Regions from separate parts of the Homo sapiens genome. Here region 1 is linked to region 2. Evidence: read pairs that join two places in POLR2A ChIA-PET (ENCODE). Cell type or tissue: Panc1. All regions are shown on one strand. Region 1 overlaps BIRC5 (baculoviral IAP repeat containing 5). Region 2 overlaps LOC105371912 (a long non-coding RNA gene).

Region 1 (5,000 bases), 120 kb before region 2:
TTACATAACAATTCCAGTGAAATGAAATTACTTCAAACAGTTCCTTGAGAATGTTGGAGGGATTTGACATGTAATTCCTTTGGACATATACCATGTAACACTTTTCCAACTAATTGCTAAGGAAGTCCAGATAAAATAGATACATTAGCCACACAGATGTGGGGGGAGATGTCCACAGGGAGAGAGAAGGTGCTAAGAGGTGCCATATGGGAATGTGGCTTGGGCAAAGCACTGATGCCATCAACTTCAGACTTGACGTCTTACTCCTGAGGCAGAGCAGGGTGTGCCTGTGGAGGGCGTGGGGAGGTGGCCCGTGGGGAGTGGACTGCCGCTTTAATCCCTTCAGCTGCCTTTCCGCTGTTGTTTTGATTTTTCTAGAGAGGAACATAAAAAGCATTCGTCCGGTTGCGCTTTCCTTTCTGTCAAGAAGCAGTTTGAAGAATTAACCCTTGGTGAATTTTTGAAACTGGACAGAGAAAGAGCCAAGAACAAAATTGTATGTATTGGGAATAAGAACTGCTCAAACCCTGTTCAATGTCTTTAGCACTAAACTACCTAGTCCCTCAAAGGGACTCTGTGTTTTCCTCAGGAAGCATTTTTTTTTTTTTTCTGAGATAGAGTTTCACTCTTGTTGCCCAGGCTGGAGTGCAATGGTGCAATCTTGGCTCACTGCAACCTCTGCCTCTCGGGTTCAAGTGATTCTCCTGCCTCAGCCTCCCAAGTAACTGGGATTACAGGGAAGTGCCACCACACCCAGCTAATTTTTGTATTTTTAGTAGAGATGGGGTTTCACCACATTGCCCAGGCTGGTCTTGAACTCCTGACCTCGTGATTCGCCCACCTTGGCCTCCCAAAGTGCTGGGATTACAGGCGTGAACCACCACGCCTGGCTTTTTTTTTTTTGTTCTGAGACACAGTTTCACTCTGTTACCCAGGCTGGAGTGGGGTGGCCTGATCTCGGATCACTGCAACCTCCGCCTCCTGGGCTCAAGTGATTTGCCTGCTTCAGCCTCCCAAGTAGCCGAGATTACAGGCATGTGCCACCACACCCAGGTAATTTTTGTATTTTTGGTAGAGACGAGGTTTCACCATGTTGGCCAGGCTGGTCTTGAACTCCTGACCTCAGGTGATCCACCCGCCTCAGCCTCCCAAAGTGCTGAGATTATAGGTGTGAGCCACCACACCTGGCCTCAGGAAGTATTTTTATTTTTAAATTTATTTATTTATTTGAGATGGAGTCTTGCTCTGTCGCCCAGGCTAGAGTGCAGCGACGGGATCTCGGCTCACTGCAAGCTCCGCCCCCCAGGTTCAAGCCATTCTCCTGCCTCAGCCTCCCGAGTAGCTGGGACTACAGGCGCCCGCCACCACACCCGGCTAATTTTTTTGTATTTTTAGTAGAGACGGGTTTTCACCGTGTTAGCCAGGAGGGTCTCGATCTCCTGACCTCGTGATCTGCCTGCCTCGGCCTCCCAAAGTGCTGGGATTACAGGTGTGAGCCACCACACCCGGCTATTTTTATTTTTTTGAGACAGGGACTCACTCTGTCACCTGGGCTGCAGTGCAGTGGTACACCATAGCTCACTGCAGCCTCGAACTCCTGAGCTCAAGTGATCCTCCCACCTCATCCTCCCAAGTAATTGGGACTACAGGCGCACCCCACCATGCCCACCTTATTTATTTATTTATTTATTTATTTATTTATTTTCATAGAGATGAGGGTTCCCTGTGTTGTCCAGGCTGGTCTTGAACTCCTGAGCTCAAGGGATCCTTTTGCCTGGGCCTCCCAAAGTGCTGAGATTACAGGCATGAGCCACCGTGCCCAGCTAGGAATCATTTTTAAAGCCCCTAGGATGTCTGTGTGATTTTAAAGCTCCTGGAGTGTGGCCGGTATAAGTATATACCGGTATAAGTAAATCCCACATTTTGTGTCAGTATTTACTAGAAACTTAGTCATTTATCTGAAGTTGAAATGTAACTGGGCTTTATTTATTTATTTATTTATTTATTTATTTTTAATTTTTTTTTTTGAGACGAGTCTCACTTTGTCACCCAGGCTGGAGTGCAGTGGCACGATCTCGGCTCACTGCAACCTCTGCCTCCCGGGGTCAAGCGATTCTCCTGCCTTAGCCTCCCGAGTAGCTGGGACTACAGGCACGCACCACCATGCCTGGCTAATTTTTGTATTTTTAGTAGACGGGGTTTCACCATGCTGGCCAAGCTGGTCTCAAACTCCTGACCTTGTGATCTGCCCGCTTTAGCCTCCCAGAGTGCTGGGATTACAGGCATGAGCCACCATGCGTGGTCTTTTTAAAATTTTTTGATTTTTTTTTTTTTTGAGACAGAGCCTTGCTCTGTCGCCCAGGCTGGAGTGCAGTGGCACGATCTCAGCTCACTACAAGCTCCGCCTCCCGGGTTCACGCCATTCTTCTGCCTCAGCCTCCTGAGTAGCTGGGACTACAGGTGCCCACCACCACGCCTGGCTAATTTTTTTTGGTATTTTTATTAGAGACAAGGTTTCATCATGTTGGCCAGGCTGGTCTCAAACTCCTGACCTCAAGTGATCTGCCTGCCTCGGCCTCCCAAAGCGCTGAGATTACAGGTGTGATCTACTGCACCAGGCCTGGGCGTCATATATTCTTATTTGCTAAGTCTGGCAGCCCCACACAGAATAAGTACTGGGGGATTCCATATCCTTGTAGCAAAGCCCTGGGTGGAGAGTCAGGAGATGTTGTAGTTCTGTCTCTGCCACTTGCAGACTTTGAGTTTAAGCCAGTCGTGCTCATGCTTTCCTTGCTAAATAGAGGTTAGACCCCCTATCCCATGGTTTCTCAGGTTGCTTTTCAGCTTGAAAATTGTATTCCTTTGTAGAGATCAGCGTAAAATAATTCTGTCCTTATATGTGGCTTTATTTTAATTTGAGACAGAGTGTCACTCAGTCGCCCAGGCTGGAGTGTGGTGGTGCGATCTTGGCTCACTGCGACCTCCACCTCCCAGGTTCAAGCGATTCTCGTGCCTCAGGCTCCCAAGTAGCTGAGATTATAGGTGTGTGCCACCAGGCCCAGCTAACTTTTGTATTTTTAGTAGAGACAGGGTTTTGCCATGTTGGCTAAGCTGGTCTCGAACTCCTGGCCTCAAGTGATCTGCCCGCCTTGGCATCCCAAAGTGCTGGGATTACAGGTGTGAACCACCACACCTGGCCTCAATATAGTGGCTTTTAAGTGCTAAGGACTGAGATTGTGTTTTGTCAGGAAGAGGCCAGTTGTGGGTGAAGCATGCTGTGAGAGAGCTTGTCACCTGGTTGAGGTTGTGGGAGCTGCAGCGTGGGAACTGGAAAGTGGGCTGGGGATCATCTTTTTCCAGGTCAGGGGTCAGCCAGCTTTTCTGCAGCGTGCCATAGACCATCTCTTAGCCCTCGTGGGTCAGAGTCTCTGTTGCATATTGTCTTTTGTTGTTTTTCACAACCTTTTAGAAACATAAAAAGCATTCTTAGCCCGTGGGCTGGACAAAAAAAGGCCATGACGGGCTGTATGGATTTGGCCCAGCAGGCCCTTGCTTGCCAAGCCCTGTTTTAGACAAGGAGCAGCTTGTGTGCCTGGAACCATCATGGGCACAGGGGAGGAGCAGAGTGGATGTGGAGGTGTGAGCTGGAAACCAGGTCCCAGAGCGCTGAGAAAGACAGAGGGTTTTTGCCCTTGCAAATAGAGCAACTGAAATCTGACACCATCCAGTTCCAGAAAGCCCTGAAGTGCTGGTGGACGCTGCGGGGTGCTCCGCTCTAGGGTTACAGGGATGAAGATGCAGTCTGGTAGGGGGAGTCCACTCACCTGTTGGAAGATGTGATTAAGAAAAGTAGACTTTCAGGGCCGGGCATGGTGGCTCACGCCTGTAATCCCAGCACTTTGGGAGGCCGAGGCGGGTGGATCACGAGGTCAGGAGATCGAGACCATCCTGGCTAACATGGTGAAACCCCGTCTTTACTAAAAATACAAAAAATTAGCTGGGCGTGGTGGCGGGCGCCTGTAGTCCCAGCTACTCGGGAGGCTGAGGCAGGAGAATGGCGTGAACCTGGGAGGTGGAGCTTGCAGTGAGCCGAGATCGCGCCACTGCACTCCAGCCTGGGCGACAGAGCGAGACTCCGTCTCAAAAAAAAAAAAAAAAAGTAGGCTTTCATGATGTGTGAGCTGAAGGCGCAGTAGGCAGAAGTAGAGGCCTCAGTCCCTGCAGGAGACCTCTCGGTCTCTATCTCCTGATAGTCAGACCCAGCCACACTGGAAAGAGGGGAGACATTACAGCCTGCAAGAAAAGTAGGGAGATTTAAAAACTGCTTGGCTTTTATTTTGAACTGTTTTTTTTGTTTGTTTGTTTTCCCCAATTCAGAATACAGAATACTTTTATGGATTTGTTTTTATTACTTTAATTTTGAAACAATATAATCTTTTTTTTGTTGTTTTTTTGAGACGGGGTCTTACTCTGTCACCCAGGCTGAGTGCAGTGGTGTGATCTTGGCTCACCTCAGCCTCGACCCCCTGGGCTCAAATGATTCTCCCACCTCAGCTTCCCAAGTAGCTGGGACCACAGGTGCGTGTGTTGCGCTATACAAATCCTGAAGACAAGGATGCTGTTGCTGGTGATGCTGGGGATTCCCAAGATCCCAGATTTGATGGCAGGATGCCCCTGTCTGCTGCCTTGCCAGGGTGCCAGGAGGGCGCTGCTGTGGAAGCTGAGGCCCGGCCATCCAGGGCGATGCATTGGGCGCTGATTCTTGTTCCTGCTGCTGCCTCGGTGCTTAGCTTTTGAAACAATGAAATAAATTAGAACCAGTGTGAAAATCGATCAGGAAATAAATTTAATGTGGAAATAAACTGAACAACTTAGTTCTTCATAAGAGTTTACTTGGTAAATACTTGTGATGAGGACAAAACGAAGCACTAGAAGGAGAGGCGAGTTGTAGACCTGGGTGGCAGGAGTGTTTTGTTTGTTTTCTTTGGCAGGGTCTTGCT
Region 2 (5,000 bases):
GAGCATCCTCAGACACCATCCCAGGGAGATCTTTTGCTTGGGAGGGAGAGATGTGGGTTGGATTGTGGGTGAAATGTGGGCGACCTGCATTCTCATGGTGCAGCACATATTTTGTCTCCTTGCAATCATTGATGTGGGCCAGACTGCAAAGTGTGGCCCCTAGGAGTTCAGCATATGGTCCTAAGGTTACAGGGTGAACCCAAGGCGACCAGGGCCACGTATGCAAGTACCCACAGCTTCTTCCACCAAGCCGCCACCACCCGTGGATGTGGTCACTCACTCTGGTGGGGCAAGGGGGCAAGAGGGCAGCTGGACCTCTAGTCCTCATATGGGTTTGCTGGTTGTATGTAAAAAGCCCCTTAGGGGCTGGTGTCCGCAATGTGATACTGAATGTGATGGTTTAACAGCTTTCATGACACACCCATTTTGGAAGCAGCCATCCTGTGCTGGGCACTGCGGATTCAACACAGACCAAATGGACCCATGGCAGGAAGGTCGTTAGAGTTAGGATGGGCAGAGAAGTAGCACATGGGGACAAGGGCTGAACCCAGGTCAGCACAGGGTGTTGGGAAGACCACCCTAGAAAGGAAGTGGGGGCCGGGCGCGGTGGCTCATGCCTGTAATCCCAGCACTTTGGGAGGCCGAGGCAGGCCGATCACTTGAGGTCAGGAGTTCGAAACCACCCTACCCTGGTCAACATGGTGAAACCCCATCTCTACTAAAAATACAAAAACTAGCCAGGTATGGTGGCGCGTGCCTGTAGTCCCAGCTACCCGGGAAGCTGAGGCAGGAGAATCGCCTGAACCGGGGAGGTAGAGGTTGCAGTGAGCTGAGATAGTGCCACTGCACTCCAGCCTGGGCAACAGAGCGAGGCCCTGTCTAAAAAAAAAATAATAAATAAAATAAAATAAAATAAATCAAGAAAAAGAAGGAAGTGGGGCCCAGGGCGGACAGGCTCAGGGCAAGGCACCTGCCCGGAGGGCACTGGGGTAGGGCACCGGATGGCCTTAGCCTCTGGACATTCTCAGCGACCTGGCACTAGGGAATGTTCCTGGCCTAAGGAAGGACCTGGGTCTGGCCAAAAAGGCGAGAGAGCTAGGCGCGGCCTGGGAGGAAGGTGCGGCGCTGGGGAGGGAGGGGAGCCCTGCCCTGGTGTGCCCTCGGTCCCGCGCCGCACACCCTGCCGGGAAGCCCGGGGCCGCAGCTGCTCGGGCGGCCCGGCCCAGAATAGCCTCCCTTCCGGGCAGGGCTGCCCCGGCCCGCAGCGCCAGCGCCCGAAATAGGGCTCGGCCGGGTGGCGGGCGCCAGGGGCCGCCCCAGCTGCAGGACTCGCCGGGGAGCCGGGGCCCGCGCGTGGACCGGGAGGGGCTGCGGGGTGCGGGCCCGGCCCTGGGACGCGAGGACCCGGGTGGGCGGGTCCGCGGGCGGGGTGGGGGCGGGGCGCGGGGCCGGGACCGGGATCCCGGGCGCGGGGCCAGCCCGAGGCGGGTGGAGCCGGGCGCTGACCTCACAGCCCGCGAGGAAGCCCGTCGGGGCCGGCGGGGCTGATGGAAGGCCTGAGGAATTCGCAGCCGGCGGCGCGGCCGGGCGCGTTCCCTTCCCCTCTCTCCGTTGCCCGGCGAGGGAGCCACAGCGCAGCGGTTGCCATGGCCACGGGCCGGGCGTGGGGCTGGGGGACCAGGGGCCGCTGAGCCTCGATCACCTTGTCCTGCTCGAGCCAGGTTGGCATGGACTGGAAGAACCCCGCGGCGGCGGGCGGGAGGTGCTGGGGCCAGGGGAGGCCCCGAGGGACCCCGCCGCCCGGTCTGCGCCCTGATCCCGCAGGGTCCTGTGGAAATGCGGTGTCTGCCTCCCCGCCTCCTGCGCTCACACATGCAGGCCTGGGGCCTGCGGGTCCCGGGGCTCTGAGCCTGCACAGCCCACGGGCCGCAGCCGCAGGCCCCGCACTGGTAGCTTAGGTGGACACGGAGGCTGAGGGGGAGTTTCCAAGGGGCCTGGCCTCACGCTCTGCCCGTCACAGCCGCCACCCCTCACCGGCCCTCCACCCACCCCTAACTCCTTAACCTCTCCCGGCCTCGGTTTCCTCACCTATTAACTAGAGATTAGTCATAGCTACCATCCAGGCTTGTTATATTAAAATAGAATAATTATGTAATGTGCCGTGTGCACTCCAAACGCGGTCCTCTTTCCCTGTCCCACACCTCCTTCCTCCTGCATCAGGCCTGGGGAGGGGGGCGTGCCGATGTCACCCCCAACCCCCAGGCCTAGAGTCCTGGACACATGGACGCCCCTGCCAGAGCTCCCCTCCCCGCGCTTGGGGTTACTTTGAACCCCGCCTCCTACAAGAGGATGGTCCAGCCTATTGTCGGAACCTGCAGGAATCCCAGGCTGCGACCCAAGAATATTAGCGGAGGCCCAGCCTGGCTGGGGTGAGTCAGCCTCTCCTCCCAAATTCAGTTGCGGCTTCAGCTGCCCTGTGCAGCTGGGGCTGCTAAGTTGCCAGCAAGAGGCAGCCTCTGAAAATCTCTGGAAAGACCAGCATGTCCTTGGGGTGGGATTCAGAGCACAGTGGGGTGGGGGAGGGTTGAGAAGGGGTCTTGATCCCCCTTCTCTTCCTCTAGGGGAGCCGAGGCTTGGGACCAGGGAAGCAGCGGTACCCCATGTGGGGAAGGGCGGGCCTGACTTACTGTAACTTCCTGGCCCAAAGCCTGATTGTCCTGTGGTTGGGCTGCCCGGCCAGAGAGGCCCCTGGTGTAGGGAGGACTCAGAGAGAACTTGCCTCCCGTTGCCAGGGCCCAGTGTGTGTGTACTGGGGGGCGGAGGGGCTGTGCTGTCACTGATTTCCTGAGACAGCTAGTAGACCAGATGAGGCTGCCTGGAAGGTGGCTCCTCTTCCCTAAGCAGGTTGGGCCACTACCTAAATGCCAGGTTATTTACAAGAAAAAAAAAAGGCTGTCCAGGGGCTCAGCCCCTTTTGGAGGGCATCAGAGCCGCCAGTGTTGACTGAGCACTCACCATGTACTACGCCATATGGGCGTTTGCTCACTGAACTGTCACAACCACCCAAGAAAACGGGAACTGTTGTTATCCCCATTGTACAGATGGGGAGCGGATTTAGAGTCCTGGGATGCAAACTGGGTTTCCCCGCTGGCTCCCGATCCCCACTCCATCTGGCCTATGAGCGTGGGAACCAGTGTGGCCCGGAAGAGTGGTGGATGGCCCAGCTGACTGCCCAGGTGCCCCCACCCCCCAGCCACATGGGCATGCGGCTTGCTCGGTACTCAGCTGACTTCCTGTCCCTGGAAGAGCAGCTGCCGGTATGCTGGGGCAGGGCGGTCCCCTTCCTGTGGTTCAGGTAAGGGCATAACCCCATGCCTTCTTGGCATCCTCCCTCTCTCCTTTCTCAGGCTCTGCAAGTCCGACCTGGGTGCCCCAGAGAGCTGCTCCGGGAAAGACGTTTACCTGCTGCCCAGAGCTGGGACTGCAGACCCTGATTGGCGAGGGCTTGGAGAGTAGCTGAGAACCTTCCCTTCAGCTACTGAAGACCAGACAGGGCTTTCTGTATCACGCTGCCTGACGATGATGAGGGTGCAGTGACTAAGAGTGCAGATGAAAGGCCCAGCTCTCCAACCAGGTGGATGGATTTGCAAGGAGCTTCTATCTGGGCGTGGTGGCTCATGCCTGTAATCCCAGCACTTTGGGAGGCTGAGGCGAGCGAACCACCTGAGGGTGGGAGTTCAAGACCAGCCTGACCAACATGGAGAAACCCCATCTCTACTAAAAATACAAAATTAGCCGGGCATGGTGGCAGGCACCTGTAATCCCAGCTACTCGGGAGGCTGAGGCAGGAGAATCGCTTGAACCCGGGAGGCGGAGGTTGCAGTGAGCCAAGATCGTGCCATTGCACTCCAGCCTGGGCGACAGAGTGAGACTCCATTTCAAAAAAAAAAAAAAAAAAGAAAGGAGCTTCTGAGAGATGGGGTCTCCACCTCCCCATCAGATACTCCAGGGCTTTGGAAAGAGCTGGCTGGCTCTTGGGCATCACCTCAACTTTCCCCTAGGTGACGCTGCCAAGGAACTGTGGCACTGTCCCTACTTCCCACATCCAGCTCCACGGTTCCACCTCCCACCCCCCTTGCCTGTGGAAGCTCAAAATAAGCTTTCTAGAGCATGATGTTTCTTGTGTGAGGGGTCATCTGAGGTTGTAAAGACTGAAGCTCTTCACCAGAGAAACGCAGGAAGCATCCCGCAGCTAAGTGAGGCAATGTCTGGGGCACGCCAGGCCACGCCAGGTAGCTCAGAGGGGAGGAACGCCCCTGGCTACACAGCCTGCGTCTGAGCCCTGCTGGTGGCCAGGCCATCTGCTGGGCTCCATCCCTGGGCGTCTTTCCAGCCTGTCTTCAGTGCTCAGGGCGTCTTTAGCAGAGCATAAAGTGGCATTTCACTTGTCCCTCTACCCAACAGCAAGGAAGTGGACCTCTCTTAGGCTTTTCTTGGAAGACGAAAGGAAAGAAAGAACGTTCTCAATGTGAGATCCTACAGGACCACTGTACTGGGTCGAATGGCGTCCCCCCCCACCAAATTCATGTCTGCATGGAACCTACAAATGTGACTTTGTTTGGAAAGAGGGTCTTTGCAGATGTAATTAAGATGTACTCCACAGGCCTGGGGAGATCAAGGCTAACAGCATGTTGTATGAGGATGGCCCCAGTCCAATGACTGATGCCCTTATATGAGGGAAATCTGGACACAGACACACAGAGAAGGCCACGCGGTGGTGGAGGCAGAGATGGGAGAGATGTGTCTACAAGCCAAGGAGCGAGCAGGACCGCCGGCCACCACCAGGAGCTGGCAGGGGCAAGGAAGTCATTCTTCCCTGGGGGCTTCAGAGGGAGCACGGTCCCAGTACACCTTGAGTGTTGGCCTTCTGGCCTCCAGAGCTGTGAGAGAATCCATTTTGGTTGTTTGAAGCTGCTGAGTTTGTGGCGTTTTGTTACGGC

What was found. ChIA-PET counts read pairs that join two places held together with the same protein. Peaks named below come from ENCODE experiments on the same cell type or tissue, not always from the same donor. Only the 100,000 strongest peaks of a DNase experiment are listed, where the experiment ranks them.
Region 1: POLR2A ChIA-PET joins it to region 2 with 20 read pairs; 5 of 35 experiments call an interaction of 5 or more read pairs at or near these places.

The regions. Positions count from the first base shown.
Region 1 is chr17:78,216,286-78,221,285 of GRCh38, forward strand. BIRC5 (baculoviral IAP repeat containing 5) reads left to right here. Exons shown (of 4, transcript NM_001168.3): 3 at 379-496. Among named protein-coding and RNA genes, the nearest start is that of BIRC5, 4.5 kb to the left of the region's middle. In Panc1, no CTCF peak of the experiment used is centred here; no DNase peak of the experiment used is centred here.
Region 2 is chr17:78,340,558-78,345,557 of GRCh38, forward strand. It overlaps LOC105371912 (a long non-coding RNA gene), which reads left to right. Exons shown (of 2, transcript NR_188632.1): 2 at 3,408-5,000. Among named protein-coding and RNA genes, the nearest start is that of SOCS3, 17 kb to the right of the region's middle. RefSeq lists silencers at 1,099-1,358, 1,569-1,678 and enhancers at 1,725-2,230, 4,257-4,761. In Panc1, no CTCF peak of the experiment used is centred here; no DNase peak of the experiment used is centred here; H3K4me3 peaks cover 1,722 bases; H3K27ac peaks cover 4,365 bases.